2 separate regions of the Mus musculus genome follow, and region 1 is linked to region 2. A link is a loop called in an ENCODE intact Hi-C map of the cell type or tissue named here. Cell type or tissue: left cerebral cortex. All regions are shown on one strand. Each heading gives the region's core, and the rest is flanking DNA. Links, peaks and the distances in the headings are about the cores only. Region 1 overlaps Nrk (Nik related kinase). Region 2 holds the start of Platr21 (pluripotency associated transcript 21).

Evidence for each region. Peaks named below come from ENCODE experiments on the same cell type or tissue, not always from the same donor. Only the 100,000 strongest peaks of a DNase experiment are listed, where the experiment ranks them.
Region 1: a loop joins it to region 2, with 2.9 times the contacts of the local background. A loop is called at or near these places in 7 of 42 quality-filtered maps.

The regions. Positions count from the first base shown.
Region 1 is chrX:139,007,976-139,023,901 of GRCm38, forward strand. Nrk (Nik related kinase) reads left to right here. Exons shown (of 28, transcript NM_013724.2): 28 at 1-1,117. Among named protein-coding and RNA genes, the nearest start is that of Serpina7, 69 kb to the right of the region's middle. In left cerebral cortex, for the core only: a CTCF peak has its summit at 8,762; a DNase peak (open chromatin) is centred at 8,760.
Region 2 is chrX:139,346,314-139,362,239 of GRCm38, forward strand. It overlaps Platr21 (pluripotency associated transcript 21), which reads right to left and starts at 10,457. Exons shown (of 20, transcript NR_045455.1): 1 at 10,292-10,457; 2 at 9,977-10,060; 3 at 8,691-8,788. It also overlaps the pseudogene Gm8061. In left cerebral cortex, for the core only: no CTCF peak of the experiment used is centred there; no DNase peak of the experiment used is centred there.

The sequences.
Region 1 (15,926 bases), core at 5,362-13,361, 340 kb before region 2:
TTATTATATAGCCAATGCTGTGACCATCAGACAACATTAAATATTTTTAAATATTGAAATATGTTTTAAATACATTAAAGTATATAAAATGTCCTCCAAGTTATTAAGCAAAGCAATATAACAAAAGGAGAAGAATGTTGATTGGCAATAATTATATTTTTACATTTTTATCACTACAAATTCAAAATTAAGATAATCAAGGTGATAATCCAAATTTAGAGTCATTCGTTCTAGGTATGAAAATTACAAGAATTTTAGAAAAAATATAACATCCACTGTATACTAAAGTCTGCAAAACTGAAGCAGTGAAATTCATGCCAGTCCATATCCACATATTTTATAGACGCCAAAAATAGGTGATATTTCCTCACCTATGGTAACTGCTACCTGATTTTTTTAAAGCGTGATTTATACCTATCCATCCTCAATGACATGGTTAGTTCTGGGGTAATAGGAAAAACTACAGAACCTACCACAAAGTATACCTCAATAAGTCCTCTAGCTCTGCTTCTCAAATCTGAAGAGTGTGCTAGCAGGATAATAATTTTTAAACTACCTGGTTAACCAAAACAAAAAGCAGCTGACTATGTGTGATTTCCTGATAGTACATCATTTCCTGGTACCTTTGTGCCAGAAATGAATGAAGATTTGGATTTTCCTAATGACTCCTATCAAGAGTGTAGTAACTCAGTGTTCAGATTATAGGAGAACCTGAATCCACAAGTTAACTGTGATTCGCATTTCTGTTACTGTGACACACTAATGTGACCCAAAAACTGGCTTATCCTTGAGTGTTTACAATTCAAATTACTTTTTTTAAGTTCAGTAGTTATTTTAAATAAGCAAACTTTAATGTCAAATTAATACATTAGAAGTAGCTTTCTTTAAAACAAAAAAAAAAATGTACACCAAAAGGCCATGAGGAACTTTGTGCAAGTACCTTATCGCTGAGGAAATGGAGCTTGCTATGTTGGAGGTTCAGAACTATTTCTCATTTAAGTAGTATGTAGGATCAAACCTTTTAAGAATTTTTTTCTTCATATTTACTCAAAAATAAGCTTACAATAAGTTTTATCTTAAAATCATATGTTTAAGGCAGTAAGACACTAAACCAAAACAAAAAACAAAAAACAAAAACATTTTAACAACTCAACTCCCATTGTTCTCTGTGGCATTTATTCCAGCAAGCACAGGAAATAGCAAAGAGAATCTACAATGCTGTCCCAAAGCAATTACACATGAAAGATTACCAATGCAGGGCTGGGCTTTGAAGGCCAAAGTGTTAGTGAAGAAACAGAGCTTGACACCTAGCAAGAAGAAAGGAGTTTGGAGCGTTGGGTGCTCAAGTATGAAAGATTGAAATATTTGAAGTAGTTCATTAGTCATAAAGGTCACTAATAAATAGTTGCAACTTAGGTGTAAATCTGTGTGGGAGTTTTATAGCCTTTGGCAGGTGAAAAAGCAGACTGGGACTATGTCCTTTCCTCCTCATTATACTTTGTAATAGAAGAAATGACATATGCCCTATACCTTGTAACAGGACCTGCAAGGGCCAATACATGGCAGTAGTGTGGAGAGGCAGTCCAGAAAGCCAGTTTTAATGAGAATCCTGGTTGGAAGTGTGAACATTTTGGCAGGTTAGGAGCCGTACTGGAGAGAGAATGGTTTGATTTTGTGGCAGTTTAGTTTTATTACCAAAGCACTGGTAATAAAATGCATCATGTAAGATGTCTGAAAACTAGAATAGGGCTGGTAAACAAATTTCTGAATGAATGAGTAAATTCAAACAAAGGCAGATCGTAAGGGCAAAGAGCAAGAAGGGAAAATCAGCCACTCAATGTCCCTTCGCATGGAGTTCAGAATGGACAAGATTAGGTACTTTCTGTATCACCATTTCTGAGATAAATTGATAGCTAAGTGATGTTTTCTTCCAAGTTTCATTTCTTTGAGTGCTAGAGAGATAGCTAGGTAACTAAAGCCCATGCCTTATAGCTGTAAATTCCATCCGCAGACATCACATACAAATTCCAGTCAGTGATGAATACTTTCAATTCCTGTGCTAAGAGGATAGACAAGTAGATCTCTAGAGCTTGCTGGCCAATGAGAAGCCCTATCTCCAAACAGGTGGCTAGATGGCACTCCTGAGGATGACACTGGTTGTTATCTTCTACTCCCCTTCTCCCTCCCTCGCTTTCTTCCTCCATTCCTCCCTCCCTCCCTCTCCCCCCTCACTCATACAAATACATACATGCTCACAAAAAACCACAAGTACACACACACACACACACACAGACACACAGACACACACACACACACACACACAAATACACATAAAACACAATCTATTCATCTGAGATAGTCTCTGTACGATAGAGAGTAAGTAATGCCACACACTCTCAATGGGATCTTTGAAGTACTTTTCCGGTTGTTCCAAGACATGTTCCAGTTTGCATCATTTATATTCAACTTGTACTGAGTTAACCTTTGAAATGAATTGTTTGACCAGAAACTCTGTAATGAATCATTGTTTGGCTTCTGAAATAAAAATTTGCAGTTATTGGTCGGTGTCATTATTGGAATACACAAGCATAATGCCTAGGAATTTGGGCTTATTTGAGAAATAATAATTTCTTTAAATTAGGTAAGAATGTACTGATTAGGGGATGTTAGAGGGTCTGTGTGTTGAGAGTTCTGACCAAGTAAATGTGTATTTATCTAATAAGAACTCTTGTCTAACTCTTGGTTCCTTTGAAGTGGCTTCCCGTTTTCTGGATATGATTATCATAGGAATCATAGGATAATCATGATTATCATAGGAATTTGGGTTGTGGGCTCAAATACCTAGAGTCATTTCCAATTGGCCCTACTACCCTCCTGGGTTGTGTAAATGTATGGATTCCTGCTGCTTTGCAAATTGTAGTTCCTCTTTGCTTTTTTCCACTCCTGATCTCCAGTAAGTCCTTTAATTCGGTCTGCATCTTGTCCCATCACATGTAAAATTTATTACCATTTTCTATTTACTTTTAAGAATGTTCTAATATAATCATGCCAACAAAGTTAGACTTGAAAAACCAATTTCATTCATGTTCCACTATATAAATCCTTTAATACCTAGGATTTAAAAGTAACTCTCTATCAGCTGTGTTGTTACATAGCCTAGAGAGAAATGAATAAACATATAGTCAGCCCATCTAAGACTCCAGTGTCAAACCAGAAAAATGATTACATCCAAGTTCACCTTGAAGAATCATGGACTTACTGAGTTCCTCAATGGATGTGGATGACCACACAACCAGCTTCAATCTCGTGGGTTCTTTTGGGAATTTAAATTCAATGAGAAACTTGGGGCTTCTTGTAGACAAAGATAGCTTGCCAATGGTTGACATTTGTCAGGGCCCAGCTAGGATTTAAACACTGCACAGTTTGGCTTCAGAGGGTATGATGTCTCTTAGAACTGAAAACAAATGATAATCGATACAATTCAAACTATATTCTTCAGAAATTTCATTAAGATGTCCAATTTTTTTCAGTTAAATGCTCTACTGTTAATATTCAAAACATACATATGATTGGAGCCTTAAAAAGTTGGTTGAGGGATAAAGAGATGGCACAGTTGATAAGAGTATTTACTGTTCAATTATGAAGACCAAAGTTCAAATGCTAAACCCTCATATAAAAATCCAAACATGGCATTATTACACTGCTGTAACCCCAACACAATGGTATACAGAGGCAAAAGATCTCCAGGGTCTTGTGGATACCAGCCTAGCTCGAAGTTCAGTGAGAGTCCCTGTATAAGGTAGGGAATTGTAGAGCAAAACATCTGATAGTCCTCTGACCTCCATGAGTGCATTCAATTGAATGCACACAGGCACATATACTACACACATATATACATTCACATACCCAGAAACAATGGACTGAATTCCTGAGTGAATGAATGAAAAGGATGGATGGATGAATGCCTTGAGTAGGGTGAAGAACAAGAAGAAAGCAAATAGAATCAACTACTCTCCTATTATTGTAGCAGAGCCACATGTGCCTTTATGGCACATATCTATATAGTTTCTACAATATTAGATCTCCTTATGCTAATCTGCTAGTGTGAATTAGGAAATGTGATCTGCTTTTCTTGAGAGCTGAAATAATTTTAAAAAGGTCAATGGATCAATGGAGTGGAAGGGAGCTGTTGTCCCTAACAAGTGTGTCATTTTCTTATTGGTCTGTATACATGTGCAGGCACACAGAACCCTCCTTATAACTCAATCGGTATTTGTAGCTCTTTATCAACTACAGGGATAAGTGAGGTTATATGATGAGCTTCCGTTCAATGAATGTGCTTGTCTGTACATGCAAATATCTACCTGAACTGCTTAAAATTAATTGTGGAACAGCGTAAATCCAAGGAATTTGGTTTCAAGTGTGAGAGCATTGTCCCTCCCTAGGCTTGCCTATTCCGAATACACCGAATAAAGGATGGCTTCTTGTAGTCCTTAGTGCCAAGTTCCTTCAGCCACATCACTACTCATTCTGCTAACATTTCAGGAACTAGAGCGGGAACACTGAGTTGTTAATAGCTTCTTTTATGAGTTTTTCTCCTTTTAAAAGATTTTAACAACTTTTATGTATGATGTTACATATGTGTGGGCATCAGTGTGCCAATGCACACACGTGATGTGCAATTTGTGATTGATAGGAGGTTTGTAGACATCATAGGACAGTATTGTGGGATCAGTTCTTTCTTGCCACCATTCCAAGGTTCTAAGAATTGAGCTCAGGTGCTCAGGCTTGCTATGTGGGTTTCATCCACTGAGCCATCTTGTTGACCTTGCTCTGATTTTTGTTTTTCTCTTGAGAAAGGATTTCATTATCTAGCTCTGATCTGGAATTACCTATGTAGGCCAGGCTGGCCTCAAACTCATAGATCCTGCCTCTGCCTCCAGAGCCTTAGGACTAAAGGCACACATCAAAATTTCTGGCCTTGCTCTGGACTTTCTTCCTTTCTTTCTTCCTTTCTTTCTCTCTCTTTTTCTTCCTTCCTTCCTTCCTTCCTTCCTTTCTTTCTTTCTTTCTTTCTTTCTTTCCTTCTTTCAGTTTTTAATTTTTTATTTTAATTTTTATATTTTAATTATTTTTTAACTTGATTATGGTTTCCTCTCTCCCAACTACTCCTAGATCTTTCCCGCTTTCTCCACCCACCGACTGCACAGCCTTTCTTTCTCTCATTAGAATAGAAGAAACAAGCATCCAAAATTAATAATAATGAAAATAATAATAATTAGGCTAAAATGAAAAACAAACCTGAATAGGACTTAAACAAACAAGGTTGGTAACTTCCTGAAAGTCACATTGATTGAGTAAACACTTTAGTTAATTTTCTGTTTCCTGTGTGTTCTGGCACCTCATGGGACCTCATAAAGATAAAAGAGAATTACATACACCTAAAAGATGGGTGCAGGATGGAATGGCTAGAATCTCAATGTGGTTCTAATTACTGCCCCTGGCCCTTCCTTCTAAACTAGCAATTTTCAACCTGAAGGCTGCAACCCGCACAGGATTCAACACATATCAAATATTTACATTAAAATCATAGCAGAAGTGAAATTACAGTTATAAAGTAGCAATGAAATGATTTTATGGTTGAGGTCACCACAACATGAAAAACTGTGTTGAAGGGTCCAGCATTAGGAAGGTTGAGAACCACAGTTTTAAATGGAAGCACCAATGGCCCTGTCTTGTGAAGGTTTCCTGTGGGTATTCACAGATGATCTCAATTCACAGTTGTAAAACAGTCATGTGTCATCTGGAAAGTCTTCCACATTCCACCCTTCCTTTAGCTTTTACACTTTTTCTCATCTCACTTCCCTAATGGCCCCAGAGCCTTGATAGGGATGATAGAGATGTTTGATCATTTTCTCCCATTTAGGGTTGATCATTGGGCTAGTATGATACAGCAATAGTAAATTATTCTATTCAGAAATATGACTAGTTATGAGTTTCCACAATAACTACTGCCCACCGCAAAAAGTTCCACGGAACAAGCTACAGCAGCAATAATTAATGACTATGAACAGAAATCTTTAAAATGCAATTTGATAGGTACATAATATCTTCCAGAGACCTTCCCAGCATGACAGGTACTGAGATGAGACACAACACTGAATTGGATGAAGGCCAAAGACTGGTGATCTCTGGCCTTGTAAGTCTCTCTTATTGTTCTGGACATCAAAAGCTGATGGCTTCTAGAAATTTTACTCTTGCTGTTTTGTGACTAAAAGCTGCTGGTTTCTGGCAGTTGACTCCTGCTGTTAGCATCAGTGAATTAAGGACAAAAGCTAACTACTCTGGCCCTTTGTTCTACAACTCACAGGCTCCTCACTGATCAGTCAAGTGGCTCAGAGTTCATCAACTCTTTGTGAGCCAGAAAGTAAAAAAGAGGAAAAAAGGAAGAATTCAAGCACACACATAGACACCCACAGACACACACACTCTGGCCAGCCTAACACCTGTCTGAAGAATTCCATAAGTGTTAATGCATTCCTACATACATACATACATACACATATACCTACACATGTGCACATATACATAGATCATATATATTGTGATCAAGATCCACGAAAAGATCCCATTGCTTCTTCAAAAGAGCACTATGGGGTGGGTGCAGCAGCCTGGATAAGAAGCATTATCATACTCAACTCGGCAATTCACTATCACTGTCCATGAGCCATCCTCCTTCCTCATTTTGGTGACATAGAGAAGAGGAGGACCACAGATAGGTCATACAGAGAGAAGGGCTGTAAGTAGATAATAAAGACAACAAACTTCCGGCTTCCTCACCTCCTGACAAAGGTCTAAAGGACTGGCAAACCTTTTCTCCTGCCAGCAGGGCCCCAAGGCTGGCTGGCCAGTCTAACAAGGACCATATCAGGACCTGTCCACATCAAAGTTGTGGGCCTATCAGCTTCCCTGGCTTTGTTCCAACTGATCAACCCTAAATTAAGGAGGAAAATATGGCTCAAAGATACTTAAGCCTTTCAGCCCTGGAGGAAAGGCTTGACTTCAGCTCATACAGAGGTTCTTTCTGTGTGCATATCTCTGTTCTGTTTTGGTTTTCCTGATGTCTCCGTGCCTCTGTCTCTCCTTTTACTTCTTTCCTCTCAAATCTTTCTCCCTCCTTCCTATTCACCTCTCTCTCTCTCTCTCTCTCTCTCTCTCTCTCTCTCTCTCTCTCTCTCTCTCTCTCCCCTCTCTCTGTTTGTATATTGTTTCCAGCTGACCAGCTGATTCTGTCTTCTGTATCTAGGATTTCCCCTGCAGCTACCTGTACTGCTTGAGATATTTCTTTCAGGGAAAAAAAAAAAAAACTGAACCAAACTTCTCAATTGTCCTTAGATAGGCCTGGGCCAGGGGGAGCTACCATGCACACACACACACACACACACACACACATACACCACACACACACAGGTTCAATATGGTTGGTTTCGACTACTTGGACTAACAAGAGCCAAAGGATATCAGGGTCATGCCGTCTCTTGTTGTGGAACTGCAGGTACCACTCAACTCAAGCAGTGTTAATGCAAGGTGAGAAAACAAATGTAAAATAATAGAAAAAATATAGAGTGGATTATATTACATAAGTTTTAACATTAACAAATGTTGCCTTTAAGGATGGAAATGCTACCTGGGTGAGGAAAATACCTAGTTTTCATATATTAGCCTTTAGAATCTTGGAGTACTTACTCATAAGTAGACACTACCTTTTAACTTGTTTTATTTAGGGAAGAGTATATGGCACCTGGGCTGACCTCTAACTTATGATATAACCTAGAAAGCTCTTCACAATCCTTCTTCCACTTCTCAAGAAGTGGGATTATAGACATATACCATCAAGATCAGCTTAGATGATTTTTTATTAAGTAACTTTTGATTAATTGGTAACAATTTAATAAATAAATTATGAAGATATTTATCACTCTATTTTTCTTAGATTTGCATTTGAATTGGAATGTCTATGGCATACACAAACTGTAAAAATAGAATTTAGTGAATTATTTGTACATACATATCCAGACATATGTTTAAGTATGTCCAATGATCATTCAGATCAATATATGTATTTTTAGTAATCACAAGAATGTATTTTCTTTTTTTCCCCTGTCACCACTCTGAATTTTCTTTCCACTGAATAAACTTTCCTTTAATTTTCTTTACTGGTTTCAGAGAGCAAAATTATTTGTCCTGTAAATAACGCGACAAATACCCCCAATGAATAAAAGTAATTACATACATGGGGAAAAAACTACTTTGCCTATTTTTATTTTTTTCCAAATTGTTTCCACAACATAGGTATTATTCTAATTATTAAATGTTGAGAAAGTCCCTCTCCTAAGAAAGTCCCATTTCTGTGTTGTACAAGGCATGAGACTGAATACTGTGTGCTTACTCAAAGCTCCTTTATCCTAATACTCGTTGTTTCTTTCTCTAACTTCCCTACTGGTCTAATACCTGTTGCTGGAGTAGAGTAGTATAGTTTGAGACAGGAGTCAACTAACCTAGAGCAGATAAGTGGGACCACAGTGCTTACCTGAGTTCCCATGGGACAACTCCTTGATATTTGGATTTGGAGGTTTTTCTGTAGCTTATTTTAAGTATTAGACTAAACATAGAAAATAGAAGGAGCCTGTAGTCCTACGACCACTTAAATCTCTTCAAATCATTTTTTACACCTGCTTCTATGAGCCATAAAAACCACTAAGTGGTGCTATAAGCTCATGTTTGAGAAACATGCATCCTGAGTTTATACTGCTACATAAAGTGATAGAGTTCTTTAAGAGTAAGAGGAAAATAAAGCCTGTTTTACTCCTAACATTTCAGCATCTTCTTCAAAATGAGTACTAAGAAGTGAAGGCATTAGAGTGGAGGATATGACACTGTAGAAGGCCTAGGGTTGAAAGGCATATGGAACATTTAGTTTCATTATCCCTTTGCAGTCCATATTATTTATAACAACTGCAAGATTGTAACATAACTGCTGCATTAAAGAATGTTGTCTTTTTATTTAAAATTCCTTTCTCATTGCATCTTATTTTCCTATGCTCTATGGGTATTGCAAACAAATCTAAACATTTGCTATACTAGAAATGCCTGAAAGTTATATTTAATACATTTTTGTGAGCTACTTCATGTTTATAATTAAAATTATAAAATATAATTATTAATAAAATTTGCTTCAGTATCTTAATATCTAGTATTGTGATAACAAAGAGAGGCATTATCTCTCAGGAATTTTGCTCTCTGGGGACATTTGGTAGAATCTAAGGGCAATTTGTTTGCCCCAACTGGGTGTCATTCATAGATTTCATATGGTCACCTAAAAATATGAATGAATATATTAAGCAAAAGGAGAAATAAAGTTATATTGGGAAAAAATGGGCACAAATGGAATAGAAAAAAAGAGATTGGGAAGTCCGTTTTGTTTTTCTGTTGAAACAGGGTTTCTCTGAATAACAGCCCTGGCTGTCCTGGAACTCACTCTGTAGACCAGGCTGGCCTCGAACTCAGAAATCCGCCTGCCTCTGCCTCCCAAGTGCTGGGATTAAAAACATGCATCACTACACAGACTCCAATACAGGGATTGTTTTCCTTTTTGTAGTCCTGGAGATTACACTCGGGGATTTACCCATGTTAGCCATGAGAAGGATCAGTGAGCTTCTCTCCCCCGACATAATACTAAATTATGCTGCAGAGAACAGTTTTAATCACAACAAAAAGAAATGGAATCAAGAGGTAACACATTCACAAAGGAACTCACACAATATGTACTCACTGATAAGTGGATATTAGCCCAAAACCTAGGATACCCAAGATATAAGATACAATTTCCTAAACACATGAAACTCAAGAAGAATGAAGACTGAAGTGTGGACACTATGCCCCTCCTTAGAATTGGGAACAAAACACCCATGGAAGGAGTTACAAAGACAAAGTTTGGAGCTGAGATGAAAGGATGGACCATGTAGAGACTGCCATATCCAGGGATCCACCCCATAATCAGCATCCAAACGCTGACACCATTGCATATACTAGCAAGATTTTATCAAAAGGACCCAGATGTAGCTGTCTCTTGTGAGACTATGCCAGGGCCTAGCAAACACAGAAGTGGATGCTCACAGTCAGCTAATGGATGGATCACAAGGCTCCCAATGGAGGAGCTATAGAAAGTACCCAAGGAGCTAAAGGGATCTGCAACCCTATAGGTGGAACAACATTATGAACTAACCAGTACCCTGGAGCTCTTGACTCTAGCTGCATATGTATCAAAAGATGGCCTAGTCGGCCATCACTGGAAAGAGAGGCCCATTGGACACGCAAACTTTATATGCCCCAGTACAGGGGAACGCCAGGGCCAAAAAGGGGGAGTGGGTGGGTAGGGGAGTGGGGGTGGGTGGGTATGGGGGACTTTTGGTATAGCATTGGAAATGTAAATGAGCTAAATACCTAATAAAAAATGGGAAAAAAAAGAAATGGAATCAAGCCCATGCTTTTAACTTCTGTCTTATCTCATATTTTCTCTCTCTTAAAAGTTACTATATCTAGCGAGGGAAGGATGGACAATTCCAGAGAGAAAGAAAAGAAGGGGGAGGGGGAGAAGGGGGAGGGAGAGAGAGAGAAAATGACTAACTGCTTTCATAAATGTGTAATGGAGAAATAGCTTAATTGAGAATAGAAGCTGTCCCATCCTTCTAGAGTCTAATAATGGTGTCTTAATGCTGTTGCCTTAAGCATTAAGTTGTGGGACAATAGACCTGGTCTGGAAACTTGCTTGGTAAGGTAGAGAAGGCCTTTGCTTCAGGAGCTGTGGTCTAAATCTCCCATAGAAGGCTTCTCTGCACTTCCAGACAACCACCACCAAGCTAAGACAGTCATGGATGAGCTAAACTGGAGCTCCCAGCCCCAGCCCCAGGCTAGATGCTGTCCTTAGCCCGCAGAACCCCAAAAGTCTAAGCCTCGTTGTGGCCTGCTGACCCCCAACCCTTTGTTACTGACTCCTCTGTGTGGTTCCCAGTGGTTACTGGGTGCTCCAGAGGTCAGGGAATACCAGCTTTGACTTTCCCACATCTCAAACATCACTTTCCCACCACTGGGGCCTTGCTCAGCATGTCCCTGAAGCCCAGCACCAGACAAGCAGCTGTGTGGCATTTTTCTTCCCCAATGGCCATGCCCAGCAGCAGGGCAGAATGCAGTCCCACATTAAGTTTCAACCTTAATACTCAAATTGTAGCACCAAACCTTAGTTGCAGTCAGACAAGTCAGTATTCTTAGACGAGGTTGTGGCTCTATAGAAGACCAAGTGAATCTGTGGTGGCTTCATAGGTGGTTAGCATTATCCACCTATGTAGGGTACCAATATTCAACCTCCTTACAAAAACTTATATAAAGGGGCTGGAGAGATGGCTCAGTGGTTAAGAGCATTGACTGCTCTTGCATAGGTCCTGGGTGCAGTTCCCAGCAACAACATGGTGGTGGCTCACAACCATCTGTGATGGGATCTGATGCCCTCTTCTGGTGTGTCTAAAGGCAGCTACAATATACTTATATATACACAATAATAAGAAGAATCTTTTAAAAAATGAAACATTAAAAAAATAAAAACAAAAACATATATATAATGATATATCATATTATATTACAATAATTATATTATTATGTTATATTTTATTTTTGGTGTTAGTTTGCTTTTTGTTGTTCTTTCAATTTGGGGTTTTGAATTTGCTTCTGTTTGTTTACTTCTTTTGAGACAGGACCGTACTAATTAGTCTTCAGAGTCCTGGAAATTGCTATGTAGACCAGGTTGGCCCTGAACTCACAGATCCTGCCTCTTCTACTTCCTAATACTGAGATGAAAATCGTGCTACCACTCCCAGCAAAATAATATTTTAATTAGCTTAGGAACTAGTGAATTTTCTCAAGTCTTTTAATACATTCTTTATTTAGGGTAGCATTTCTCCTACCAAGTCCTCATCCCCATCCTTTCTACTGTATATATTATGTGTTATATTTCATAAGAAAATATATAGATATAACATATTATATGAGATATAATATATTGCTCTCTGAACATTAGTATTGAAGCTTAAATAAATTTTATACCTTTATTTTCATTTCAGTGTAATTCAAAATATTTTTTAAATTTTCATTGAGAGTTCTTTAATCCATATTTTATTTAGAAAATGTTTCATCTCCTTAGATTGGGTAATTACCCAGCCATCTATTGCTTACTCAATACTAGTTCAAGATGTACCTCGTGGCCAGTAATGTAGGATACTACAGAGTCTATTTCGTCAATGTCAATTCCATCAAGTTGATTTTACTATTGCTTTTCTGAATTACTGAATACTTCCCAACCTTTTAGATGATTAATCTATTGACTACTGACAGTTTTATGACATCTCCAAATGCAGAGGTGGATTTATCTATTGCTATTCATAGTTTTAGCAGCTCTGTGTCCCCAACTTGGATGTTCTATTATTAAATGAATACAATTTAAGGATTATTATTTCTGGATACCTGACACATTTATTATCTGTAAAGCCTGTTGTTATCTGTAATGATCATACTGATTCTGAAATTTGCTCTACTGAAATTAATAGAAAGTACCTCTTCTTTTCAAAATTCACATATATCTCTGTCACAAGTCAGATTTAGGGATGGAGCCAAGAGCATGATAAAGAGAGTTCCAGTGACTAGGAGGATCAGGTTACACTAGTGTTTATTCAGAAACAACAATAAAACAAATAGAAAAATGGGATCTCATTCATTCACACACTCACTTCACTCACCTCCAGTCTGGCATATGTCATAGCCTGGCTCCAATGGCTGCTCAGGCCATTTCCTGCTGTGCTTTGGATCTCTTCTGGAGCTTTGGTCCAGAGTTGGAGTGTCTGGAATCAATGGGCTGGCTCCAGGGATGAGCAGGTCGCAACTTGAAGAGTCTCTGTCTGGCCCTGAGGATCTGGGCAAGTTGCAGTTGCCAGACCAGACCGGGGTTTTTAAGTCTCTTTCAGCTCAGGTATTCAGCATTACTTTATCTGACACTGGGCCTTATTACTTTCATTCACATATTCCAGGCTTGGGCTCCATGGTAACATTTTAGCCAATCAAAATTGAGGTGTTCACTTAGGGCATTACCTTATACACTTCACACACACACACACACACACACACACACACACACACACACACTGGGCTGAGTTACCATTTGTCTTTTTTTTATATTTGCTTACATTTATTCTTTACAATCTTTGTCACTCCTTATTTAGCTGTCTCCTTATTTAAGGTAGGTTTGCTAGATGGATTTGATAGTGAACCCCATAGTTTCAGCTACCCAGTATACTGAAGCAGGAGGATCACTGGAACCTAGAAGGGTGTGACCAGTCCAGGTAACACAGTGAAAGCCTGATTAAAAGACCAATTAAGGTTTTATAAACAATGTGTACTCAGGACCTCTTTTGCATTGGCTTTCTGTGCTTTAATTGGTGCGTTTAGGATATCTCGTTTAGGACAACTAGTACATTTACAATATTAACATCCTGAGTGAGGTAACCCAATCACAAAGGAACTCACACAATATGTACTCACTGATAAGTGGATGTTAGCCCAGAAACTTAGGATACCCAAGATATAAGATACATTTTGCTAAACACATGAAATTCAAGAAGAACGAAGACCAAAGTGTGGACACTTTACCCCTTCTTAGAATTGGGAGCAAAACACCCATGGAAGGAGTTACAGAGACAAAATTTGGAGCTGTGATGAAAGGATGGACCATCTAGTGATTGCCATATCCAGGGATCCATCCCATAATCAGCTTCCAAACGCTGACACCATTGCATACACTAGCAAGATTTTGCTGAAAGGACCCAGATATAGCTCTCTTTTGTGAGACTATGCCGGGGCTTAGCAAACACAGAAGTGGATGCTCACATTCAGCTATTGAATGGATCACAGGGCCCCCAATGGAGGAACTAGAGAAAGCACCCAAGGAACTAAAGGGAACTGCAACCCTATAGGTGGAACAACAATATGAACTAACCAGTACCCTGGAGCTCTTGTCTCTAGCTGCATATGTATCAAAAGATGGCCTAGTTGGCCATCACTGGAAAGAGAGGCCCATTGGACTTGCAAACTTTATATGCCCCAGTAGAGGGGAACGCCAGGGCCAAAAAGGGGGAGTGGGGGGTAGGGGAGTGGGGGGGGAGGGTATGGGGGACTTTTGGGATAGCATTGGAAATGCAAATGAGGAAAATACCTAATAAAAAATAAAGAAATGAAAAAAACACACACACACACCAAGGTGAAAAGCAATTTAAAAAAAAAGAGTAACTTACATGTTTGCCTTTTACATTCATTGCACATGCTCTCCATAGCTTTTACTTGAGCTTACATTTCATTTACTTTTAAACTTCTTAGGTAATCTTAAGTTTCTAGAAGTGTTTTAGTTAGCCCCAAACTTTCCTGCAAATACCCCTTCATCACTCCATACATAACACACATACCTATCATTCATGGCGCCTTTACCATTCACATCCCATTTCCACAAATCCACAAGGCATTGTTGTTCTTATTATTTTAATCAATCTTTTGCCTTTTATTTCTACTAAGAATAAGGGAAACTGATAATTTTGTTTTGACTTCATTTATCCTTTCTTCTGGCATTCTTCCCATTTTTATATGAAGTCAAGTTTTGATTTATGAAATCCCTTTTCCCTAAAAAAACATCATTATGTTCTTTGAGCAGTGCATCTCAACCTTCCTAATGCTGCAACCTTTTAATGCAGTTCCTCATGTTGTGGTAACCCCAGCCATAAAATTGTTTTTGTTGCTACAACATAACTATAATTTCACCATTGTCATGAACCAATATATCTGTGTTTTCTGATGATCTTAGGTGACTCCTGTGAAAGGGTCATTTGACACCCCCAAAGGGGTCACAATCCACAAGTTGAGAACCAGTGTAAAATTGCCTGACAATAACTTCTTTCATTGTTTGTTTTGTCTTTTTTTTTTTCCTGATCAAGGCTCAAAGTTTAATATTTAGCACTGTATTTATATAGGGAAAGCCTTTGTTTTGTCCTTAGGTTTTACTTAACTCTGTGATGTTTGAGGTTGACTGAAGCCCTCGCCCATGGAAGGAAAGCACTATACAAATGAGCTAAATCCTCAACTTCTTTTAGTTTTTTTGAAACAGGATTTCATTAATTTTCCCAGGCAGCCTTGAATTCACTCTGTAGCTTCAGCAGGTTTGAAATTTACAATCTTCCCACTTCTACCTCAAAGTAATTAGAAATACGTACCTGCACCACCAGGCAGAACTTTTCTTTAATTTTTATTTTACTGGTTACACAATCGTAACTTTCTTGTTATTCCTTTTATTTCCACCTACACTGTGTAAATGAACCACATTTTCTGTATCCATTCTTCAGTTGAGGGACATTTGGGTAGTTTCCAGTTTCTGGTTATTATGAATAAAGCTGCAATGATCATAGTGCAGTGTCCTTGGGGTATGGTGGAGCATTTTTTGGGTATATGGCCAGAAGAGCTACAACTGGCTATTAAGGTAGACTATTTCCAATTTTCTGAGAAACTGCCAGGTTGATTTCCAGAATGGTTTAACAAGTTTGCAATCCCACCAGCAATGAAGGAGTGTTCCTCTTTCTCCACATCCTCGCCAGAACATGCTGTCCCTTTAGTTTTTGATCTTAGCCATTCTGATTGGTGTGAGGTGGAATCTCAGAGTCTTTTTGACTTGCACTGACTAAGGATGTTGAGGATTTTTAATGTGCTTTTTCAGCCACTTTAGATTGCTCTGTTGAGAATTCTCTGTTTAGCTCTGTACCTCATTTTTTAACTGGGTTGTTGGT
Region 2 (15,926 bases), core at 4,352-12,351:
AAACTCACTAGCCCAGGCTGGGCTCAAATTTATGGTCTTCCTGCTTCACCCTCCCAAATGCTAGGATGACAGGCATGCACATTGAAGCCTGGCTTGATAATGGTATGTATGTCATTTGTGTTTCATTTTTGAGACAAGGTCTTGCAGATCAGGCAGGCCTTAAATCTCTGCTCATACCACTGGGTGACTGGGTTGACAGGCAAGTACAGACACAGTTTCCTGTGTCTCCCTGGCTGGCCACTTCCTTCTTAGGTAGAGATTCTGTACAGTCCGTAGAATGATCTACAGTAGACATTCTTTGTTTTGAATGAGTGAGTTTGTTAAGTATATAACCAGCCAACATAAACTACTCGATAGAAGGAGATCAAAATATAATCAAACATGAACCTCAAAACATCTAGCAGGGATCCAGTGAAAAGCTCCCTTAAAGATGACCAGCAAAAGTACTCAATGGAGGGATTGATTCCGTGTCTGCGTAGACCATAGTGTCCCTCCTGTGAAGTTCCTAAGTAAAACAACAAATAAAATAACATCAAAAAAAGTCAAGCCCTCACATCACCCAGAAGAAACTGAGTAGGGAAATTTCAGGCAGCTGGAAGTCCTGCCTCAAATTTTGCTTCCTGGCTGAAGCTCAGCTTCTTTTTCCCACCCCGCTGCAGGCACTTTCCCATCCCAGGATAACTACTAGTAGCATCTGTGGGAAAGAGTTTGCTCTTCTCAGAGGCACAGTGTCTTCACATTTAGGCTGGTCTGCTCTTCTCTCTCTTCCTTGTCACAGACCCGGAGGTGCCAGCCCCATCTCCAGACACCAGGCTTCAGAAGACATTTGACATAAACAAGCTTGTGTATGAACTAGAGAGCCATGGTCCCACTCTCAAGGCCAGTGTCTCAGTGAGCTCAAACAACAGAACAACTTACCAGCAAAAGCAAACGTACCTCCAGGCTGGCCTTAAGGTTGAGGCAGTTCTTCTGCCTTAGCCTCCTACGTTCTCCAAACTGGAATTTTTTTTTTTTTTTTAGGTTTTCTGAGACAGGGTTTCTCTGTATAGCCCTGGCTGTCCTGGAACTCACTCTGTAGACCAGGCTGGCCTCGAACTCAGAAATCCACCTGCCTCTGCCTCCCGAGTGCTGGGATTAAAGGCGTGCGCCACCACGCCCAGCTCAAACTGGAATTTTTGAGTTGTGGTTTTTATTTTAATAGTCCTGAGAGATTTGCTTCCTTATACCCCGTGTACAGACTCTAGGTAAAAAGAGATCGTTCCTTTTACTTTCTGCATGTCACAAAAGGCAGACCGTTTGGGAGGAGGGCTTAATACGTTCAGCATAATAGCAGAGTCCATGCATGTTTCCTCATGTAATTGTGACAGTCAATTAGGGCTGAGTTCTCTTCGATCTAGTAGATATCATTTCCATTTTAATGAAGAAGCCTCTGCTGTTAATGTAAATGAATGGGGAACTCTTCCATGGCTTGGGCTGTAATAGAAGTATCAGTCCACAGGGCCACTGGATCTTCCCAGGTAAGGACTTCAGTTGTAGTAAGTGCCCAGCATATCTCCCGAGGTTGGAGGTTGGTTACCCTAGAAAAAAAAGTGTCATCTGGCTGAGTCTGAGGGTTGTTTACACCCAAGTGTGTGGGTAAAACTGTTTACTTGCCTATTTGGTCCAGAGGATCCAGGCAGGCAGTCTTGGAGTCGTGGCACTGATTGTTGCTGGGGTATTATTGGGATAGGCAAAGTGAGAGCTAGAGTGGTTTATCTGCAGCAGTTCTCAACATGTGGGTCACAACCCCTTTGGGAGATGTAGATCAGATAATTAAATTTCAATGCATAACAGTAGCAAAATTTTACAGCTATGAAAATAATTTCATGGAGGGGGGTCACCACATCTGTATTAAAAGAGTCTTTTCATTAGGAGGTTTGAGAACAAGTGAGCTAGTTAGTGCCTCTTATTGCTTTGGTACCCACTGAAAAGTGGAAGACCCAGTATATAGGGCCAATGAAGATTAGAGGTGAGTAACGGTGTTTGCTGTTGCAGGCCATGTTTATAGATTTAACCAGAAGCCTTTGATTTGATTGGTCTTCCATAAGTCTGCTAAATCCAGGGCACTGTGATTTCTTGACTTGTTTTAGCATTAGGCATCACTGCCAGTAAGAAGGGATTATAGATGTTAGGAAGCCCCCGAGAAACAACTGAGTGGACTCAGCTCAATTCAGCATTCTCCATACTTGCCAACTCACCATGCTGTATAGCATCTATTGACCAATGAGCCCATCCCAATATCCCAGCTGATGGCAAGGTAGCAGTCTCTGTTGTCTATCTGAGAGCTGTTAGGAGGCCTAACATAGTATGTGAAACCTGCTTAGCCATAAAAATTCACACACACGCACTCGTGTGTGTGTGTGTCGGTGTCCAAATCCTGTTACTCCTACTTTCCCTATTGTGTGGAATCGTTTAGGAATGATATCACTTTCCATATCATATGATACAGTGCACTACTCCATTTTTAGTCTCTGTTAGGTGAAGCTTACATCCCAGCAGGTACCTTCTATATAGCTCATAAGCCAGGAAGCTCATCAGGGGTTAGAGCTAGGTCCTTAAGGAAAGACCTGGTCTCCGTGAAAGAAAGAAAATCTATTTTCTCCTCCACTAGAGATACGGTCTCACATTCTTGACTGTTCACATTTGCATGTTCTGTTTAAGGGGCCCAAGAAAGTTGAGGGCAAATTGTTCTCATCCATACCATAGTGATACTTTACTGCCCTTGCTTCTGAAGGGCATCAAGAGACCTTGCCACTGTCATAACACCTTCAGACTCTTGGCTTCCTACCTCCCACCTGGCAACACTTTAGTTAACTACCACACTGAGCAAAGCCCAGAATGGGTCTGGTGATTTAGAGTACCTGTTCAGTAGGGTAAACCACTTAATTCAGAAGGTTGAGAGGAACAGAAACAAAAACTTTCTTTTACTTAGTCACTGGCTTAGCCCAAGGATCTGGGGAAGGATGCCCTTTGACAGATGATTTCAAATGATGCCTTCTTGCCACAGCAAATCCCAGTTAGAGAACAATAAGGTGACACTAATCGTTTATACAGTTCTCTCTCCAAACTATGATTAAGAGAGAAGCCTTGGCCTGACAAAGTGACTTGTTATCTTATTTACATGCTACAGCAATCCCCAGGAACAAAGAAATGTCTTCTCTACAAATGTCCAGGGAGTCAAGAATGACCTACTGTCAGATCAGAGGTTCACCGCCCCGCCTTTCTCTATTTGGGCCCACAGGGCAGGCTGACATTTTCATGAAGCTCCATGTCTCTGGCTCCCAATCAGTTGCAGAAGCATTGCTTCACTAAAATGCCAATGTTGCTGCCTCATTAGGCTAATGAGGCACAGGAGGAGGCCATAACAAATACAAAGTTGCTAGTATGGAGCGATGCTGCACTGACCTGGGAGCATACCAAATTTTGATTCCCAACCATAAAACACCGCCTAGGAGAAATCGGTCAATTGATTGTTCTGCTGGCTGATTAATTTCCTGATTAACACCCAAATTCTCTCCTTTCCTCAGCACCACTTGTGCTGACTTTAAGGGATTTTAGGGCTGATGGAGGCAAAAGATAGGCTCTCCAAGGTGGCAATAGCACACAAGGAGATTTACTTAGAGTACACTTTGACCGGTTTACACGAGATGGATAGCCCACATAATCAGAGACCTTCCAGGAAAAGAAAAAGCCCAAGATGATAGGGAGATCAGAGAGTGGACCTATATGTCTCCTTGATGGAATTTGGCAACAGGGTGAGAAGTCTTTGGGTCAAGGAATGCACACAGCGGTGTAATTGGGGGCTTTTATAATGATAACCTTTAACTCCTCTATGGGTAACAGCTGTCCGGTGCAGTTTTGTGGGGAATGCAAATCAGGCAGTCGGTGGCTAAAATCTGCTTATTTTGAATATATTGAAAACAACTGAGTGTGTAAAATTCGAGTTTGGTGCCAGCCAGCTTTTGCACTAATGCTTTCTAGCTTGCCGTGAAAAAGAAAACGACATAGAGTCAGTATGCAGAAGTCCTTTGTATCTTTTATATACCAATGTCTATGTTGTAAATAAGTGGGTCTGCTCCAGTACGAGTGCTTGTAGTTGTGTGACTATATAGGTATGCATATTCATGTATATGAGTGAATATATAAACATATATTTGGCTATTTTTTGTCTCTGAGTATGCATTACATGTTTTGTGTGTTGTTAATATGTGAGCATCTGTGAGTCAGTTTCTAAATCATGTGTACTGATCCTAGTATGTGTTTATTTGTGGATAAATGTGTAAGCTTGTTCGTGTGCAGATATATTAGTAACTAAATGTAAGCATATAATATGTGCATGTGTGTGAATATGTGAACGTAACTTTGTATATTCTCATGTGACTATAAATGTCTATTTGTATAAACATAACAGCAGAAGGATGTCTGGTTGTGTGCAAGTGGAAGGGAATAAGCATAGAAGTGATGTGAATATGTTTATGATGAATGATTATGTGAATGACTCCTACTGTGTTAATATACAGTCAGGATCATGTTTCTGAGTGAATGTGCATTGTAGTTATAAACAAAATCTTGTGTAGATGAAAACTTTCATCCACAAAGTATCCTCTGCATGTGGATATATTCTTGATTTGGAAAGAATTATGGTGGCAAATATAGATGTGAATGTGTGCCTGTGAGTAAACAGTAAATATTTGGGTGGGTACGTGTCCAAATTACTGATATATTTGTATGTTTAACCAGCTTATCTGTGTGAAGGAGTACACAAAAATGTATCAGTGTAAGTCTGATAATAATGTGAATGAAAATGCAGGCAAGTATCCTTAAGAGATTGCATGAGGATTTTCATGTTCTTCTATATTAATATTTAGTATGTTTATGTGTTGGTGATCAGTTTTGTGTGAGCACAAGTATGTGTGGATAAAAGTTGAGCATTCATGTTTTGCTTATGTAGCGTGTGTTTCTATGAATTGACTTATAAGCATAGTTATATGGGTGATTTAAACTAAAATGAACATTCATTTGAAAATCAGTATGGAATGACTTCTGCAAATTTGTGTGTATGTTCGTTCATCTCAGGCATGCCTATATATTCTAAGTGTATTTATATGTGTTGATGTATAAACAAGCTCAAAGCTGAGAGTTGAGTCAGTGGTTAAAGGAACCTGTTGCCTTTGCAGATGACCTGAGTTCAATTCCTGGCATTCACATGGTTAGCCCACAGTCACCTCTAATTCTAGTTCTAATGCCTCCTGTCTTACCTCTACAGGCACTCTATAAATGTGGTTCACAGACATATAGTTACAAAAATCCATACACATAAAATAAATATAAGTAAAGTACTTTCAAAACTGTATACAGCTCATGTGTATGAGTGTGACAATAAATAATTTTAAGTGAAATGAAGGTATCAGATTAAGTGTACATTTGTGTGAGTTAATTTGCAAATATGTAAGTATGTTATACCTTCAAGTGCATGTGAGTATCTTGAGTTATGTGTGTGAATGAAGAAATTGGGTATTTGTATGGGCATTTTCACATAACTATAATTTTTATGTGTATGTTAAATTAAAATATATTGAGCAAAATATCTGTGCATATAGAAAATAAGCTTATTAGTATATGTATCTTGATATGTAGTCCTATATTTAAACTAAAATGAACATTCATTTGAAAATCAGTATGGAATGACTTGTGCAAATTTGTGAATATATGTGTTCATATGTAAGTGAATCTATGACTACTTCTGTGTGTTGTAGTTTCAATGTGAGAGTGTGATTGAATATCTAGGAATGGAATCTAAGTGATTCTTCCTTTTGAAGTTGTTCTTCCAGCCTCTGTGTTATTGCCTTTCAGCGATAGGACTCAAAATATGACCACAGATTTTAAAATGCATAAAGCCATAAAGCGAATTCACAGCGCATGTTTATTATTTTTTGACAGTTCAAAGTGGCTATCACTGGGTCTAAAGCCAAGCCATTCTTCCGTGTGTATTACATCATACTGCTGTTATGGAAATATGCGTGACCCTCATCACTCTGCCTGCTGGCTTCACTGTAGGCTGACTGCCCAGAAGCTGAGCTGCAGAAACAAATGGGTTATTTCAAGTCCAGTGCTTCAGAAAGCAAGTGCAATTGGACATGAGTGTCTAAATGACTCCTGTGAAGTGAATGCTTCCCCATGTGAGGGGAAAAGCCAGATTTCAGTATTCAGGGGTATTGTAAACAAATGCTTGAGAAGTGCTATCTAGTTATAAGGGCTTCCTACAGCACAGTTCTTGAGAATAACTTTTGAGGCCCCTTGCATGGCTGTATGGAATTGTAGCTGTGTTTGGCAGTTAGTAAGTGAGATTAAATTGCCAGCTCTGTCCTCCCAATCCCAAGGTCAGACTTCTTATCATAGATCATTTTGTGTCATTTAAGAAGAAGAAAAAAAATCTGTGGTCCCTTTTGGTGGAACTCTGGGTGACCTTAAAGTTCAAACACAGAGCCCTGGCTAAGGGCTCTTGGATGAAGGAGCAAATGGAAGCCGAAATGACATGTGCTTCTCCAGACCATGTAGATGTAGGCCATAAAAATATTTCCTTAACAAGAGTGGACACCTTCTGTGCTAGCAAATAACTCAAGTATTCCCACATCTCTAATGGGATAATTGAATGGAAACCTCCAGATAAATTACCTAAATGTTTCTTTGGAAGGATGGCTTCAGCCTAATAGTGCAGTCCTCCCCAAGGAACTTAAGAGGGCAATACAAGAACAATTTCTTCCCAGTGCTGAAAGGGTAGGTGCACGAAGCATCCCTCACTCTACAACATTGTAGTGTCTCTGCCATACCAAGAACTAAAAATGAAGCCTCGGGGAGCTGCTTTTCAGAGCTCTGTGACAATCCAGTTTGATTTCTTATCTGCTCCTGTCCCTCCACCCATTGCTCCAGCCCCTCTTCTCAAGAAAACAATAAACCTCCTACTTGAAAATGACAAGGACAGAGTCACCTAGGCATTTGCCTGTGGACTCTGAGCAAAGTGAAAGAATTCTGGGTAGGAATTCAATATAGGAACCTGGAGGCAGGAGCTGATGCAGAAGCCACGGAGAAATGCTGCTCACTGGCTTGTTCCCCACAGCTTGCTCAGCCTGCTTTCTTATAGCACCCAGGACCACCAGCCCGGGAGTGGCACCAGCCACAGTGAACTGAGTCGTCCCACATCAATCAAGACAGGACACCACAGGCTGATGTGGTGGGAACATTTTTCTCAATTGAGGTGCTCTATTACAAAACGACTCAAGCTCCTGTCAAGTAGACAAAAACTAGCCAGGACACTTAATCCATTTTCATATTTCAACTTGACATACAAATGCATTTCTAATTAGCTTTGAACTTTCCTTCCTTGATCACCCCTAAAGTCTCTTAGTAGTAGTAATAATATCACAATAAGAAGCATTGCAACTTTTAAAAGGGCTCCAGTCTTTACACATTTGAGCGGGTTAGAAGTTCAATCTCTTTAAAGCATCCAAAGTCTCTTTCAAAGTTTGCCTCTCTAAAATAGTCAAAGTATCTTTAAAAACAATACCCATCGTCTCTCCAAAATTCCAAAGTGTCTTTTATTGTGCTCTCTTATAAAATCAAAATAAAAGTAAATACTCTGTTATTCCAAGTGGAAATGAAATGAAATGAAGACATGACTGTCCCTGGGTATGGTTGAAGAGGTGGTTTTTGTTATCAATATGAGTTAAGAATACCACCAGAGGCATCTGGAAGAGTCCAGAGCATGGAGAGGGGAGTAGACTGTATCAGGTCAGGAGAGGGGAGAGCAAGAGAGGAAGATTAATAAGGAGGGGGAGGGAACAAAAAGGGAGGAAGGAGCAAAGGGGAAAGCCAAGGGAACCAAGAGATATTTTTGTGTGGCAAAAGTGGCAGTCAGAAGCTCAGGAAAGGGAACCAAAGCCCATGGGCTGGAGAGGGTTAGGTCAGTGTGAACGGAACTTCGGGGAGTCATGGGTACTGAGCAAGCCTTGTATGCTAATAGGTACCATAGTTAGCCATCTGTCCCCAGGTTCTTTAGGATCTGACAGAAATAACCAAGGCACGATGATTGTTATTGGGGAGTCCGCCAGAGTTGGCCACTCAGACACTGTTTGCAGTCAATTTAAATTCTTTATTCCAGCTGGTTGGGACTACACTCAGATACTCAGAACCTAAGTTATAAGCCTGAATGTCTAGAGCATGGGGATTTTAAAGGCAAAAACCACATCCTGGCATCTGGCTCGGGAGCTGCAAGGGGTTTTACAGAAGCAAACAGTGCAACAGAAGCTAAGATAAGCAGTTAGCCAGAGGAGGTACCACCCAGGCAGGCAGTTTAACAAGCTAAAATATACAATTCTCTTGAGAGGATGGTTTGCACAAACAGGCAAGTTAACAGAAGCTAAGTTAATCATGGTATCTTGACCTCCGGTTCCTAGAATAGAATTGGGTAATTTTCCATTGGATTTTCTGTTAAACCTGAAATGGCTTCAGTAGGAATATAAGATGGAGAAACGACTGTATTGTCTTGCCCTGTCACATCATAAAGCAAAACTAAAGCCCAACAGTATTAAAAACAACTCAATGTCAGACACCCAGGATTCACTTATGAATTTTCTGGACTCCAAACGGCTTACCCCCTTACGCTCATTGTCTCCCAGGCTCAGGTTAGCTCCACTCCACAGCTGCTGCTGTTCTTGTTGGTGATCTCTTGGTACTGGCATAATGTGCTATTCTGTTTGAGAAAATAAAAGCAGCTAATAACACCTGCAACTGGGTCACACCTTCATTACTAACTTCTCCTGGACTCTCTTTGGGGACTGTGAACTTGCTGCTTGATGCCACGCCCTGTCTCCCCTCTCCCCCCTTCTCTCCCTCTCTCTCCTTCAATTCTGAAATCGAACTTTGGCTGCCACCATGAGATACAGCCTAACCACCCTACACACCCTCCATACATAAGTTTCTATGTGCTGACACTCTGGAAATCCTTCAAGACTATTGCAGCCCCCAATGATGCTGGTCTCTTTCACCACTGCTAATTCTTCAGCTCTAGCTAACCAGCATTGATTGACTCTGTATAGCCAGGGTTTCACTTTAATGGATCTGGTCTCTCATTGACCACAGCAAATTCTTAAGCCCTGTTTGATCCGAAACACAGATTCTTAATGCTCAAAACATCAGACATAGCTGATAGTATTTAAGGAACTCTTACACTTCCCTCTGAAACTTCACAGACCTTGCCTCCATCATCTGTACTACTCCCAGCATCTTCTAAGTTCCCACCAAATAGCAGCTCATTAAACATTGAGCAGTCAGAGGTTTTTCTAGGGTCGAAAGAATGTGTGCCCAAGTGCCTGTCCTATAGTGCATAACAAGTAGAGAAGAAAACTCTGGCTTGAGAATGTACCCTACGTATCTAGATCTGCATGTTATGTTCCTTTTACACACAAACTTTTGGCTTGGTACCTTCACAAGGAGCAGAGAAAGGACTAAAAACCTGTACATATGAAAGCGGAGGGATGGGTGAAGCAAAAAGCCTAAAGACTGGATGTCTCTGGGTTGCTCCACTCACTCTGCAGGTGCGGAGGCACCTGGGGAGTGTGGCCGGTCAGGTTATTGAGTGAAATATTTTACATTGTTAGCTCAATGGCCTCAAAAGGCTCTGGCTAATAGAAGAGTTGAAATCTGCTCTCAGATGGAAACCACATCCTGTCAGCACCTGTCTAGACCCCGTGAACCACAGCCTCATTTGCAGCCTTGATTTTACTTGAACGTGGGAGCTGCCAATCATCAGGAAATGCCCTATGCTCAGAACATAGCAATGTCTCAAGCAGCAGACAGCATCTCAGGCATCAACTTCCAGGGGCCTCCTGCAGACATGTAGCCCAGCCCAGTCTGTCAGAAGCACATACACCCTTCTTACCTCTCCCACTGCTGAAGCAAGTAGAAGCAGCAGCAATCGGGCAGAATGGATGTTCCCACACATGTTTTTTTTTTCCCCCAGAGGCTGGAAAACAGTGATTCGGTGCATGCATGTTACCAGACAGGATACGGTGTTAAAGGATACACATTCTAAAAAGTAAACAGGGAGGAAGCAGCCAGGTGGGAGCCTCAGAGAAACGCACTGATTCAACTCCCTAAAGAGCATAACATGAAGTCAAAAGGAGCAAATTCTCCAGAGTGGTGGGCTCTTCCTTCCAGGGGTACCCGATTCATTTAAGAAAAGCAGCCTACTCACAGTGACCTTCTGAGCTGAGCCACACTGTTTATGTTCTCTGCTCAAAGCCACATCGCCTTATCTTGATGGTATGAAGTGCCAATTCCACCTAAGCCTTGTTCTTGCACATCTGTTCCCAGGGCTGAATATGTGGCACAAGGTGCAGAAAGAGCATCTTACTCACATTGCAGAAATGGATGATGTTTATTCAGTAAAAGCGATCTCAGATTCTTAAGGGGGCAGGGCTGTCTTCGCAAAGACCTGTTTTCAGTGAATTAGCATTTTACTAATCAATGGTTTCTAGTCTGGAAATGTCGAAGATAATGTCATATGTGCATACTCAGTGATAGTGCGAGGGAGCTGGCTTTTTCCCGAGTTCCCTGATTTATGCACTCCAAATATCCAAGATTATTATGAGTACCGTTTTCTTCCAAAGAGCAGCTTGTGAGATCACTAAGAGCCTGCACTGTGTGAAAATCTGCTGTACCCTTGTCCATCTACCTATTTTGTTATTGGTTCATGTTCACTTTGGGTGAGCCTTATACGAACATGTTCTTCATTATTTTTAACATAAAATTTTATTTTTAATAATTCCAAAGTGAGGAGGCTGGGAAGATGGCTCAGTGGGTAAAAGGACTTACAGTACGAATGTGAAGACCTGAGTTTGATCCCCGTCATGCATGCAAAATCCAGGCATGGTTATATATGCCTGTAATCCCAGTGTTGGGACCTTGAAGCCAAGTGAATCTGAGAGATTGCTGGCCAGCTAGCTTGGCCAAATCCATAAACCAAAGGTTCAGTGAGAGACTGTCTGTCAAGAAATAGAACAGAGGATGGTAAGGCAGGACACCTAACATTCTCCTCTGGCTTCCACACACAGGTGGGAACAAGCCGGCGCGCGGACACACACACACACACACACACACACACACACAAACATGTAAGCATCACACACACACAAATATTCTAAAGTGAGTACTTGAAGGCCTTGGTTCAGTATCCTCTTGCTATTATAAAATACTTGCCCTGACCGTGGGGAAACTCCCTCGCAGATACCATGACTGGATGGCTCTTCCCAGCTTTTCATAAAATGGAGGACTCCCTTTTGCAGCAGAGAGTCCCTTGTCTGGGGAGCCTAACCCCACACAGCCTCTCCCGCCGGCTGCCAAGGAACCGACCTACAAACTAACCCCTCCCCCATAAGAACCCACCCAGCAGGTACCTGAGATTCCTGAAATGCCTCTCCATGCAAATGAGACAATTCACAGAACTTGAAACTCCAGCCAAGGAGTTTCATTTACCCTGTGAACTCCTTTCCACTCTCCAAAGTCGATATAGAGCCCTGTTCCACCCCCAAATAAAGGCTATGCGTACAAGCCTGCCCCAGATACAGGTATGCACACAAGACTGTCTTAAGAGAGCTGTTTCATTGAAAACCTTGGCAGAAGGCTTTCTTTCTCCACTCGCGCCACTCCCTTCTCCCCTCTCCCACACTCACTCCCCAGCTGGACTGGGATCCTCCAGAACCCCACCCATTCCAGACTCCACTTCATCCCTGAGAGAGAGGGGGGTGGGGATGGAAGACAAGGAACCACAGCTGGACCCCCAAATGCATACTTCACTGATGAAAGCAGTTAAAGAGAGAAAAGCTCTATTTGGTTCACAATTTCAGGGTCCAGTCCATCAAGGTGGAGAAGTAGCAAATTATAGCCAAAGTCAAAAGCAGCACTGAGATAACACAGTTTCTGTTCCTGCTCTATTCTTTCATCTTCTCACTTAGCTCAAGAGCCCAGCCTGGGGGGCGAGGGGGGGGCGGCGGGGGCTCTGGGGCCACGCAGGGGTGGGGGGGGCGGGCTAGCGCTGACGCGGACCCACAGTCCTTAGGACTTGTTTCTCATGATCCCCGGTGCCACAAGACCACCATCTTTAAGGATGCCAGGAAGTGGAGCACTGTGTTCGAACTGAAGCGCATCTTCGAGCGCATCCTCAAGCGGCCGCCAGAGGAGCAGCGGCTTTACAAGGGTGACCAGCTCCCTGATGATGGCAAAACTCTGGGCGAATATGGCTTCACTAGCCAGACAGCATGGCCATAGGCCCCAGCCACGGTGGGCCTGGCCTTCTGAGTGAAAGGAAATAAAACTTGAGACCTGTCATTCATGTAATGTATGTCAAATAGCCCAAAGAGTTGTTTATGAGCTTTGAAACCTGGGGCTGAGAACATAGCAGAACAGACCAGGACATGCCCGGGCAGGCCCATCGCCTCCCTATCTCCCACCCCTCTGACCTAAGTTAAATGTTAACAGGCTGCTGATGTTTAAATGGACCAATCATGTGAAACCGCGCCAATTCCTCCCCCAGCCCCACTCCTTTTCTATAAAAACCCCTAGCTTCCAAGCCTCGTGGTCGAATCCACTGTCTCCTGTGTGAGATACGTTTCGACCCGGAGCTCCGCCATTAAAATACCTCTTGTTGTTACATCAAGGTGTTATGTTCTATTCGTGATTCTTGGGTGCACGCTGAATCGGGAGTTGAGTGGGGGTTTCCCCACTAGGTTCTTTCACGAGCAGATGACACCTTCGAAGCTCTTCGCATCGAGCCCTTCTCCAGCCCTCCAGAGCTTCTAGAGGTGATAAAGCCACAGGATTCTGGAGGCAGTGCCAATGAACAAGCTGTGCAGTGAGGGCCTTGGCCTACCCCCTAGAGACCCATTCCCCCAATAAAAAAAGATTTGGCTGTCAAAAAAAAAAAAAAAAAAAAAAAAGCCCAGCCTATAAGACCACAGGCTGGAATTTTATTCAGGATAAGCAGAAACTAGATTTGGTTTACTTAATAAGGAGGCGTCAAAGGGCCTGGGGGCAGCATAGCTGGATGTTCCTCTCCTCAGTTACAAACCTGATCTCTAAGCCCCACGGCCTGGATAGGAGGTGATTAGAGTCTCACAGGCACAAAACACGAAGGAGACACCTATTTGCATTTGGACTTTGGCCACTTTCCATGTTTTTGTTGTTGTTAATGATTTTATTTTACTGCTTGAAATTCTCCATATACATAGTGATAGTTGATAGATTATTTCTCCACCATCAGTGAAATGAGCCAATCTAAACCAGATTAGATTATATTAGAGCAGGTTTATTGGGACGCTACACCCATGCAAGTTCACTGGCCCCAAGGACTAAGACCAGGGAAGTCCCTCTGGGAAAGAGGAGGTAGGCAGGTGAGGGAGAGAGAAAGGGGCATGCATACAGAGAGAGAGAAGAGAAGAAGAAGAGAGTCCAAAATGTTTGGATTATATAGGGAGGAGCCTCTGGGGAACTGGCAGCCCAGCCCTGGGCTAGAAAGTTCTGGGTTGGGGGCAGGGTGTGCCAGATAGGGACTGAGGGATGCTGGGAGATCCAAGAAGCCAGATCTTTTTTGAGATGTAAAATATGTACCTCAGTCCCTTGTCCTGGGTCTGAAACCAAACAGTAATATTCTGTCTGGTACTGTGAATACATCCTCATATAAACAATGCCTCAGGCATGTTATAATGCTGTTACCCATAAGTTCGATGATAATAAAACAACAGTGTGTGACAATGACCTGTAAGTAAACCAATGAGGTATGTTTTTGAAATACTTATTAGAATTTATGCATGTTAGTGTGAGTGTCTGCCATGTGTGAGCCTGCAGAGGCTCAAAATGAGTGCCAGATCTGGAGTTGGAGTTTCAGGCAATTGTAAGCTGTCCTATGTAGGTGCTGGGATCTGAATTCAAGTCCTCTGGAAAAGTAACAGGTGTGTTTTGTTTGTTTGTTTGTTTGTTTGTTTTGTTTGTTTTGTTTTGTTTTGTTTTTAAACTACTTTCCAGGGCTAAGAAAACATGTTTTTTGTTTTTTTTTTTTTGTTTTTTTTTTTTTTTTTGGTTTGGTTTGGTTTTTTGTTGTTGTCGTTGTTGCTGTTTTTGAGGCAGAGTTTCTTTCTCTGTGTAGCCTATGCTGTCCTGGAACTCACTTGTTCTGAACCCTTTGAACTCATGTAGATCTGCCTGCCTCTGCCTCCCAATTGCTGTGACTAAAGGGATGTGTCACCACTGCCTCACAATAAAACACATTTTAAAAGGTATTTTTTAAAGAAATAAACATACAATCAAGTTTCCTTCGGATGATTGATTAAAATGTTGTGACAAGACATTAACCCATATCTTGGTACATAGTTTAAAATTCATTAGTTCATGACACACAGGAACTCTTTAGAGAAAACAAAAGTACCATAAATTTTCTACTACCCAAATGCAGATATCTGTTATGTGACACATTCATATATAAACTGTCATTGTTACTATACAACATAAGGCAGAGAAAAATAGATTCCTCCATGGTCAATTAACATTTGTGGGTGGCCCAGAAACCCCAGGGGTCATGGCTGAAGGACACCCAAGATTCTATCAGGGAAGACTATCTTGAATACATTAATAAGAGCATCTACTCATTTTGATTAGGATATATCCGAGATAAATTTTGCTGGAGGGGGACCCACTGAAGATGTGCCAATTTGAAATGGTAAAGCCAGTGAGGTTAAAAATGGTTCATTGGGACTGTATTGTCATCAGAACCTCAGAAACAAAAGATGTTGATTTGCATTCACATGATGGGTGATAAGAAGGTTAAGATCTGGTTTTCTACAGTGCAGTAATGCAATACCCCCTGGTCTACTAGGTTAGTTTAAGGAGTTTTACAGTAGTGCCAAGACCCTACATTATGTTCAGGGCAATGATAAACACTTTCTCTCTGAGAATACTTAATGAGTAGGTCAGACAAATCTCTTCAGAGAAGGATAACATTCATGGCATTTCATAGCAGCCCCTGGAGGACATTGGATACAGTTCTGATCGTGCCTAGCAAAGACTGCAATAGGAGGACCACTGAGATAACCCATGGGTAGCCATGATATGTGGCTAGCATTTCCCTTTGGAAGTGGTGACAACCTATAGTTGCAAGGCTGTCAATATAGGAAGTGAACAGAATATACTAGCCAAATAGATAATGGGAAGATATTTCCTTGTGCATGCTGAATGGATCCAATAATCTGAAAGATTTTAAGGGATGAAACCATAAGATTTAAGGCTGCTATAATAAACCATGTGACACAATTCATTATTTTTAGGATTAAGAACAGAATGAACTGCTTTATTAAGTGGACTCTGTGTGGGCTGATCAGTTCTTTGCTCTCATTGGGTCTTATATAACAGATTTCAATCCTTGAAGGTGTTGGTTTTAATTTGCTTTCAGCCATATTAACTGTTTTAATTGGGAGTTCATGGGGCCTTGTTAAGCAATTTGTCAAGAGCTAATTTTAATTTATTATTGATTGAGAACAAGTGTCTATCCACTATAGAATATTTTAAGATAATATGTGTTATAGGCACAAGGATTTTAGACAATAGTTCTGATGGTCAAGGTAAAGTATATCTATTTTCCCTGTAAATTATGTTTAGTAGCATAATATTATAGAGAAGAATCACGTTTAAGTTTCGAGATTCCCCCAGATACAATAGTTAATTTAGATTCAATGTTGATTAAAGCCAGTTGATGTATCTTAGCAGATGTTCATTAATGAAACCATGTTGTAGAAGAACAAAAGATCAAAAGACAATGTGATTTAATTGTTTTATTGCACACA